2 separate regions of the Homo sapiens genome follow, and region 1 is linked to region 2. A link is a contact called in ENCODE Hi-C data. All regions are on one chromosome and are shown on one strand. The core of a region is the stretch at or near the end of the contact, and the rest is flanking DNA. Distances in the headings are between cores, read along the strand shown.

Region 1 (5,102 bases), core at 1,460-3,959, 420 kb after region 2:
ATTCTGGAGGTGCTATTTTGGCTAATTTGTTAAAAATGCTGAACCTCGGCCAGGCGCAGTGGCTCATGCCTGTAATCCCAGCACTTTGGGAGGCTGAGGTGGGTGGATCACCTGAGGTCAGGAGTTCATGACCAGCCAGACCAACATGGCAAAACCCCATCTCTACTAAAAATACAAAAATTAGCCAGGCGTGGTGCCTTGCATCTGTAATCCCAGCTACTCAGGAGGCTGAGGCAGGAGAATGGCTTGAACCTGGGAGGTGGAGGTTGCCGTGAGCCGAGATTGTGCCACTGCACTCCAGCCTGGGAGACAGAGTGAAACTCCGTCTCAAAAAAAAAAAAAAAATTGCTAAACCTTACTTTCATCATTTGTCATACAAGCCTAGCATTGCCACCCTCTGTCTTGCAGCAAAGATGAAACGGAGGGAAGTGTATTAGCTACATGGCATACACATTGCTTTTGAGTTGATTCTTACTAAATTGTAATAGAAAGCAACAACTTAGAACATTGAATTGTTTAAACTCTTGTGAAAGTCTAACTTAGAATCTTTTATAAAATAATGTTGTAAAAAGAATATAGAAGACAAAATTTTAGTCCTTGATTCATTACAGCTGGGAGATTTGAGGCAACGTATTTACTTCTCTGTGGCTTCTGCTGAAAATACTAACCATGCTGGGTTCTTTGGATTAACTCAGGTACATGAAAGAACCTTACTTTTAGTAGCGCTGAAACGAGATTCCAACTAAAATGATAAATCCTCGTTGCTTTCTGTTTATTTTGTACCTTTAATAGCATCCTTTGCGGTCAGGGGGAAGATGCTGGAATTCCCATTTTGCAGTCAAAGCAACAGAAACTCAGAGAAATTTATCTGCATCCCCAGTATCCCCTAATAGGTAAGGGGTGTCAAGCCACTTCACTGCCCAGGTAGCTTTCTATATTTACTTCTTCTTTTTTTTTTTTGAGCCAGGGAGCCAGGGTCTGATTCTGTTGCTTAGGCTGGAGTGCAATGGTGCGATCTCAGCTCACTGCAACCTTTGCCTCCTGGGTTCAAGTGATTCTTGTGCCTCAGCCTCCTGAGTAGCTGGGATTACAGGTGTGTGCCACCATGCCCGGTTAAGTTTTGTATTTTTAGTAGAGACGGTTTCACCATGTTGGCCAGGCTTGACCACAAGTGATCCTCCTACCTTGGCCACAAGTGATCCGCCTACCTTGGCCTTGCAAAGTGTTGGGTTTACAGGCGGGAGCCACTGTGCCCGGCTTTACATTTACTTTTTCATGGGCCCTTTGGTTTCCTTGACTTGTGGCACTCCACACCTTTTGTTGGGAGTGTGACAGACAGTGTTCACTGAGCACCCAGGGCCCTGGCCCCACATCAGATCTGTAATGTTTGATCATCCAAGTCACTTGCCCTCTGAAGACCTCTCTGATGCCTTTGCCCCTCACAGTTGCTCTCATTGACTTCACCATCCTGGCCAGTACTTCCTACTGGCATCCATTGGCTTCCGTTTTTAATTGCATGTGTCACGTTTTTGGTAATTTATTATATAGAATTATTGCTTCCACTAATGGTTCTTGAGGGCTCTTTGGCCTCTATCAAGAACATTCTTTTGTTTTGTTTATGGACAGAGACTATGCCCTAGGCTTCTACAGCTCTTGGTGGCTAACCCTCTTTGACCTATAGAAGGTGCATGGGAAACACTTCCAAAAGGGACACAGAATTCATTCGGAAACTCGGCTCCTGTCCAGGAGGTTTGAAGAGAAGTGTGGGTGCTCAGTGAGGTAGGCTGATGAGCCAGGGCCTAATGGAAGCCTTTGTGCAATGGAAGCATTTCTACAATCATTAGGCTTCTCTTACCACGCAATGCCATCAGCAACATTTGAAGAACTCAGACTCATGTGAATTCTGGATCCTCCAAAGACACATGCAGGGGCAACACTACTCCTCCAGTGAGTGCCACTTGTGCTGCCACATGAGCAAAAATTGACCGGGGACGCTCCGCTGTTCTCTGCCCTGAGCTGCGCCATCGTTGGCACCTGCCCCAGGCTTTCCCGTGAAGTCCTTTTGTCAGTTCCCTAATTCTTCCTTGCTCTTCCTTGAACATTTCCAGTTTGAACATATATAGTAAAAACTAAGATTTCTTTTCTACATACAGGTTTTGTTTGTTCCTTTACAGGTAAAAATTAAAGAATTAAGCTGGACACGAAAATCCTAATCATATGAGCGTGTTCCCTTCCCTTCCCTTCCTCCCTCCCTTCCTTAAAAAGAATTAAGCTGGATATGGAAATACCAATCATATGAGAGTGTTTCCTCCCTCCCCCTTCCCTTCCCTTCTCCTTCCTTCCTTTCCTTTCTTCCTCCCTCCCTTCCTTCTCCTTCCTCTTCCTTCCTTCCTTTCCTTCCTCCCTCCCTTCCTTCTCCTTCCTCTTCCTTCCTCCCTCCCCTTCTTCTCCTTCCTTCCTTTCCTTCCTTCCTCCCTCCCTTCCTTCTCCTTCCTTCCTTCTTTCCTTTCTTCCTTCTTTGCATCCTCCCTCCCTCTCTCCCTCCCTTCCTTCCTCCTTTTCTCTGTCCCTCCTTTTTCTTTTCTTTCTTCTTCTGCTTGTTTTTGCCAGACGTAGATGAAACAGAAAGTAACTGGAAATTTCATAAGCCTCTGATTTCCTGATCTCAGTAACAAATCATGCGGTGCTCTCCGGCTTCTCGGGGAGGAGGCTGGAGCCTGGGCTGCCCCTCCGCCCTGCCTGAGAGCTGCTGGACTGTGCTTCCTGGAGACGGCCTTAGCGAGGGGCTGACTGAAGCTGGGCCCTGGCCCATGTTTCTGTGGGTGCGGGGGGCCTGGGCGGTGGCATTGCCCAGCCAGTGGCCCAGCTTCAGCTTGCTTCCTGGGATTTCACAGGATTTCTGTTCTAAACATGACCATAGGTAGCACAATAAGCATTATTTCCCCCTTGGAAAACTCCTTGCCTCCACCCTCCCCTCTGCCTGCCCCTGCTCCCAAGCAATCATCCTGTGAGTCTCTGCTAATGGTGCTTCAGAGAAAGATCAAAGTTTCACAGATAAGTGTTCTTTTACACAATGTTCCTGACACTCCATTTGGTAAACAGGAATTTTTTTTTTTTTTTTTTTTTTTTTTTTTTTTGCTTAAAAGAACATATAAGCATGCCAAGTGAGATGGATCTCTTGCATTTTCTCATCTTTGACTGCAGTACTTGTGCAGAGTCCAATCCTAGCACTGCCCCAAAACAACCAAACTTGGCCTGTTTTGCACATGGAGAAAAAAAGTTTGTAGAAAAATGTAAGAAATAATGCCAAATGGAAGCTGGAGGCTGGTAAGCATCTCAGACGTCCATCTCTGGCATTGGATGGCAGTCTTGTTTTCTCTTTAAATAATGTTTTTGAAATAACCTCTTACAAAACTTCTTTCTGCTCAGTGCCTTCCTAACAAATAAGGGAATACTGTCCCCCATCTCTGACCTTTCTTCACAAAAGAAAATGCCCGATAAACAAAAACACAAAACAAAAGGGGACTTAAGTCCCCCATAGTTCCTGTTACAGCTTCTCCAAAAATATGGGCTCATCAGCAACACAGATATAAAACCAAAGGCTCCATTTAACACCGTGAGGATGGATCTTTAGGATCTTTCCTTTCTTTTCTTGGTAATTGCAAACAGATTGTGATGACTGTCGGGAACGGAGGCTTTTTCTTCCCAGGCGTGGTGATGGCCGAGCCTGAGAGCCTGTGAGATAGTTGTGAGCTGACGAGGGGCTCTTGAGCAGGCTGGAGTGCGCTGTCTACGCAGTCACCACCTGATGCCCTATTTTCAGGAACGTGTGTGTGTTTACTTTGTACAACAGCAGGCAGCGTCCCTGACTTTGGGTGAAATGGCCATTTCAGGTACTACAGGGCAGATATTTGTCCTCACCTTTGTTTCTCCTGGGCCTCCATGGGGATGCTGTGGACAGGGTGCTGGGATGAAAAGCATTCTGCAAGACGCGTGCTCGTCCATCTGATCTCCTGCCCTCCTGGGCGCTCTGGGAAACTCCCTTGGTTTTCTTCTTGCCTGACTGGCAGCAGTTTTGAAGACTTTGCTTTCTAAACCTTGGGACAGGACTTTGCTCCCTAGAACGGAGAGCCTTAGGAAGAGGACTTCCTGAGGGGACGGCACAGGAGATGGAGGTTCAAAGGCCCAACTGGTGCATCCACCACGTCCGCCTCTCAGGATGCCTGCCTTGCCCTCTGCCCTGCCCTCCACCCTGCCCTCCGCCCTGATGCCTGTTACTTCCCTGCCACCAGAAGTTGCCAAGATGGGCTGAAGCAGCTGGAGCAGCTGAATGGAGGACAAGCCTCTTCATTCCTTCACTGATCCATTACCGGGATGTTTAAATGCTTTCTGAATCTCCTTGGCCCAGTTCTGGTCGCTTAGGAACAGAAAAGCGTTGCTTTTAGCCCGCTGCATTTAACTTCCGTTACTCTTTGCACGAGTCTTTTGTATGTTTGCCAAAGAGGGAAGTTCTGACACGTTAGTGTGGTTTGCACAGCCTTTTGGAGGTGCAGTGTTTCATACAATGTGAATTTCTAAAATTCCGAAGTGTGACACGCCCCCTTACCTTATTCTTATGTGTGTAATTAAGGCCTAGCAGTGACACTTTAAGATAGGAGACATGCCCTGTCAGACAGATTTTTGAATGTTTCAAAGTTGTTACTGCACCCACTATATATTAATATATTCCAGGGCTTGGTTCCTGCAAGATCTGATTCATTCACTTCTATGTCCAAGACCTGATTCCTCTATTCTGCATTAAAATTTTTCATTAAAAAAAAAATCAAAGAGCAAAGTTGCTGAGTGAGCAAAGGACGGATTGGCCTCTCAGCACTGGGACTCCCTACAGACCAGCTCGCTGCCCTAAGAAAAATGAGTCGATGGGCCCAGCTCAGTCCCTAATGAACGGCAGTAGATCACATCACAAAAACTAGACACGCATAATTTGGCACCATTGACAGCAGCCTCCCCACCAAAGGCTTGGGGCTTTTATGTCTGAACGAATGTGAAGCTTGGAACTATCTTTGACCTTAAAGTGTGAGAGGGCTCTGTGCTGGGGAGGA
Region 2 (4,785 bases), core at 1,889-4,388:
TTGTGGGAGGTAATTGAATCATGGAGGCAGGTCTCTCCCGTGCTGTTCTCATGAGAGCGAGTAAGTCTCATGAGATCTGATGGTCATTAGAAGGGGGCATTTCCCTGCACAAGCTCTCTTTGCCTGCTGCCATCCATATAAGATGTGACTTGCTCCTGCCTGCCTTCGGCCACGATTGTGAGGCTTCCTAGCCACATGGAACTGTGAGTCCAATTAAACCTCTTTCTTTTGTAAATTGCCCAGTCTCGAGTATGTCTTTATCAGCAGCATAAAAATGGACTAATACAATTGGAGAAAGACATTACATCTTTTTTTCCCTTAAATTTTATAAATCCAAACAAGAACTATTTTTTACCTTCTGAAACTACATTTGTACTTGGATAGATGTTTTTATTGAACTATCAGCCTTGAATAAACTGTGTCTCAACCCGGCTTTACCAACCTTGACACAATAGGAATTTATAATTAAGCGGAAATAATTAGCATAGATTAAAATGGAAATTAACTTAGACCAGGTGGGTGTCATTAGAATCAAAAGGAAACAGGGATATTTCCACTATGTGGCTTCCATTCTCCTACTTCTAGGTGCCAACATCCAAGCAGCAATTCCCAGAGCCTGGAATTTATACAAAGATCCTAATCTATACCTAGACATGGAATTCACTGGTATTCTAGCTAAAGAACCAGCTAGAATGAAAAGAACACATTGTAATGAAAAGACCATGTCTGAGAATGGCTTTACCCTCTGGTGAAATGCACCCTGATCTTTGTGGGTGAGCACCTTCTTGTTCTTCAGTCTTTGGTGACTAAAGATTCTACAAGGCTTATAAGGTCTACAGGGGCTGGTGAGTGAATAACAGGCATCTACAGACCAACTTAGTGTGTTAGTATCATCTTTTTTTACCCTGGGAAAAGGAAAAGGAAAAACTTATTTTTTCCACTTAGACTCATCACAAGTCTTAGCACATTTGAAAACATTCCAACGACAAAAATGGTCGTTTCAGAGCATGAAGCCATTGGGTCCCAAGTTTGTCAGCTTCTCTGCTTCCTCATTATTCCAATGATCAAACAGCAACCGCTCTGCAAGCTTCTCTGTGCCCCTCCCCACCGCCGTTGTCCTGCAGATTCCCTTCTCCAAAATCACCAGTGTGTGATTTCCTTGGAATAAAAAGCAGATATATAAGGTTACTCACTTTTTCCTGATGTTGAAACTTGCCTCTCAGTCACGTCAGCCTGGCTTCATCCACTGTCAGTACTGTCTCTCCCGTTTTACTATTTTATGTGTATATTTTATGCTGTGAGAAAGGACACAACTATTTGTACCATAAGAAAGACTCTTGTCATGAGAAGAAAGCCCCCAAAATACTCTGTAAAACTGTACTTCTTATACTCCATTGTTGTTGTTGTGGGAGGGACGGTTTGTGACCAGGCTGAGAAATGTTTTCTCCAACGATTACATTCCCAAAACAATATAAACAATCTCAGAATTGAGGAGTGTTGCCTTCATTTAACATCAAGCACTCATGGTTTTCCAACTGTGGCTGTTCCACATCTCTGCAGGTAAAATCTAGGTCCATGAAAGATCTGGTTCTGGACTTCATTAGGGAAAGACATTTGTTATTAGATGGGGTCTCCTCCCTGGCAAGAGGCAAGTCTGAGAACCGGCAAGTCCCAAGCACTTCCTCACGACTGCTGGTGTTACAGTCTGTGTACAGGCGGTTGAAATTTTTAAAAAATCACTCAGGAAATATGCTTTTTGTTCTATCATGTCTTGATATCATCAGTGTAGGTAAAAGTACGCTTTTGAGCTGGGCACGGTGACATGCATCTATGTCCCAGCTAGTCTGGAGCTGAGGCAGAGGATTGCTTGAGCCCAGGAGTTCAAGTCCAGCCTGGGCAACATAATGAGACACCGTCTCAAAAAAAAAAAAAAAAAAAAAAAAAAAGAGTACGCGTTTGAAGAAGTCAAATTGTTAGCATAAGTGAGAAAATTACTCTTGCTGAGAAAGTCTGTGCCCAGGGCTGTGACGACTGATTGAACGTAGCTGCTTATGAGGCTGTGGCTGACCTAAGGAATGAGTAGATACGCTAAGCCCAGATCAGGTTAGAAGTAAACGACACAAGGTCATCTTTTGAGGGCAAACTGCTGAAAATAACTTGTCAATCAAATGTTTAAAATTGAAGCACTGGTTCCAGTCATTCAGGGCCAGCAGTAGGGCTGGCAAGACGTACTACTTCCCAATGTTTTGTTATTTGTGCCACAGCATCAGGGGCCCTTCATTCAGGAAACGTCTCTTGTGTGTTACATGCACAGAGTGAAGAAAGAATGACAAAAGCTCTGAGCTCCTGGAGTCAGGAAACTAGTGGAACAGGCCAACTTCACCCGGTGCAAATAATCCCACAAATCCGTGTCTCGCTGGAATGTGTGATGGGCACCATGAAGGAAAAGCCAAGGATGCTATAGAAGAGTAGGACAAGGGCACCCAGGTCCAACTGGGTGAGGGGAGCCAGGGAGGCCGCCCTGAGTCAGGAGCACCCCAGACATCACACTCTACCTGCCCATCCTTTCTTACTAGAGGTAACATCTGGTTCACTTGACGGCTGTCATCAAACAGGTGAAGTTTCCCCTGGAGTTAAACCTGCAGATCAGAGCACGGCCCAGGTGTAACTGGAGTGGAGGCAGCCAATGATTAAAGACAGAAATGAGAGACGAGATATTCCGTTTGCGTTGTTCATGTATTCCAACACCTCGTACAACGGGCTGATCACAGAGAGCGCTGTTGACATTCGGGACAAACAGTGTCACAGGCTGTGTTTTACTTGCTCTGAATAGAAATTCACTCATGGAAGAAAAACCTACTAAGGCCAACTTACATGAGCGGAGTGTCCTTGCGGTGCCTGAGCTGTGCTCAACTGAAGGTGTCCACGACATACTGAAGGAGCTCTTGTTGGTTTCTAAGGAAATGGAATTCAGAGCACCCATCTTCCATCCCTTTGTTTTATTTTCTGCTTTTTCCAACCTCTGTTTCCACCAAGCTTCGAGTTATCCAGTGTGGATATTCCAGGTAGCGGCAGCAGGTGGTGCTTTATGTGAATGAGCAGCTTTATCCAGCGTTTGTGTCTGATGCATCCGAAGCTGCAGTTAAGTCATCGTTTCCATCTGCATTCAGAGAGCATCCCATCAGGGTGGTGGTTGGGTAATTCCAACTTCTACCTTGAGAACTCCTGCTTAGCAGCTAGTTTTTGGAAGAGATTTGAGAGTCATTTTAACACAACCTTTCAAAATATTCCACTTTAAAGGTAGATTTTGTGGCACTAAACATGAATCAGCACTTTTGCATAATGACAGGATAAAAGTATGACTTCTGCAAGAAACACAAAACATTGACTTCCAGATTTAGCTGTTTATAACAAAACAGGCTCTCTTTGCTGTATGTCTTAGCTCCACTGCCGTTTCCACTTCTTCACAGGTGCCCATGTTCAATCCAGATTTCCTGAATTAGGTATTAGCACATTGCTAGATGCCCTCGGGTACAACATGCAGATCAGTGAAATAACACAGGGATTCCTAGATAGAACACGTTTCCTTTTCATGCGTGTTACTGCGAAGTGTGTTCTGGTTGAGATACATTTGGAATGCAATTCATCTCATTAGCATAAATCATAGCAGTTTTCGTTTCCTCAACTAGGTCTTTGTGCAATGTGAGCAAATGTGAAAATGACACGTGCACCTTAAAAAGTCTTTCAAAGATGAGCCCTTGGGGAGTGGCTTCACGTGGGGAGGAGGCGACCTGGAGAGGGTGGGCAGGAAGGCATTATTCAGCGTGTCAGTGGCGAGGGCTAATCTCCACACTGGGAAAACCACGAGGAGAGAGGGTTGGGTGGTGAGGAGCTCCGGAGTGCACGCACACACATGAATGGACAAGGCACCCAGGGAAGGGAACTATACCCTTGCTCATCATACCAGCCTGGGGCCCCAGCTGTCTCTGCTCACAGGGGCTAAGAGGTGGAACGGAGAGAAAGGAAGCAGACAGACAGGGACAGGAGCCTCAAGAAACCTTGACACCTTTGATTCCCAAATACGCCAGCCTCTCTCATTCACCCTCCGACCCACAGGCTTCACTCTCAGTCTCTTTTGGGAATTGTATTCCTCCCAGACATTGACCCCCTCCCTGAATATGGCTTCCCCTGGGCTTTGACAGGACCTTGCTGAATCTTTATGAAATGTCGGGTTTTCCATGCCATCCCTGCTGCAGGTGGACGGGTGCGGGGAGGTGGGGAGGAGTGGGGGCTCAGCAGCACCCCCGGCTGCTTCTGCTCCTCCTGCTGCCATGAGTGCAGCAGACACACTAGGAGGATGGCATTCTGGTTTTGGGGTGAGGGGAAGGCAGACAGACATTTCTATTCCCTGCTCTCTGTGAATGCAAACACAACACTGCATGGTTTTGCTCTCAGACCTCTAGGAGCTCAGGGAGCAGAATCCCCTCAGTAATGCCCCTTAAAACAGGGACTCAAGTAGATTATTCTCCCGGGGCTGCGGGACACTCCCACTCTTCACTTGACAAGAACACCAGCATTGGGCTGTGCCATGTGAGTCTTCCCTGAGAAATGTGCTGGACAGCTGGGGTCCTCACTTCCAGTCCAGTCCTTTTTCACGCCCATCAGCTCCTTCCTGCTTTGTTCAGCCATGGCTGCCCCAATTGAGTGCAGTGGCAGGCAGTATTTTCCTCCTGGGAATTGGCCAGTTCCCTTCTTAGGTAGCTGGTCTCTGGCACCTTCTAACCA

Evidence for each region. A loop is a pair of places that touch in the nucleus more often than their neighbours do. Pooled maps may share reads with other maps.
Region 1: a pooled map shows a loop between it and region 2 (1.9-fold over the local background). The contact joins the enhancer-like site here to the promoter of LINC01879 in region 2. A Hi-C loop is called at or near these places in 1 of 50 pooled maps.

Annotation. Positions count from the first base shown.
Region 1 is chr18:76,263,703-76,268,804 of GRCh38, reverse strand. No RefSeq gene overlaps it. Among named protein-coding and RNA genes, the nearest start is that of LINC01893, 57 kb to the right of the region's middle. RefSeq lists an enhancer at 2,296-2,795. Within about 2 kb of position 2,709, at least 14 of the 41 ENCODE cell types and tissues checked have a DNase peak (open chromatin) inside an H3K27ac peak, as active enhancers do.
Region 2 is chr18:76,688,382-76,693,166 of GRCh38, reverse strand. It overlaps LINC01879 (long intergenic non-protein coding RNA 1879), which reads right to left and starts at 3,138. Exons shown (of 2, transcript NR_122073.1): 1 at 1,194-3,138. RefSeq lists an enhancer at 4,755-4,785.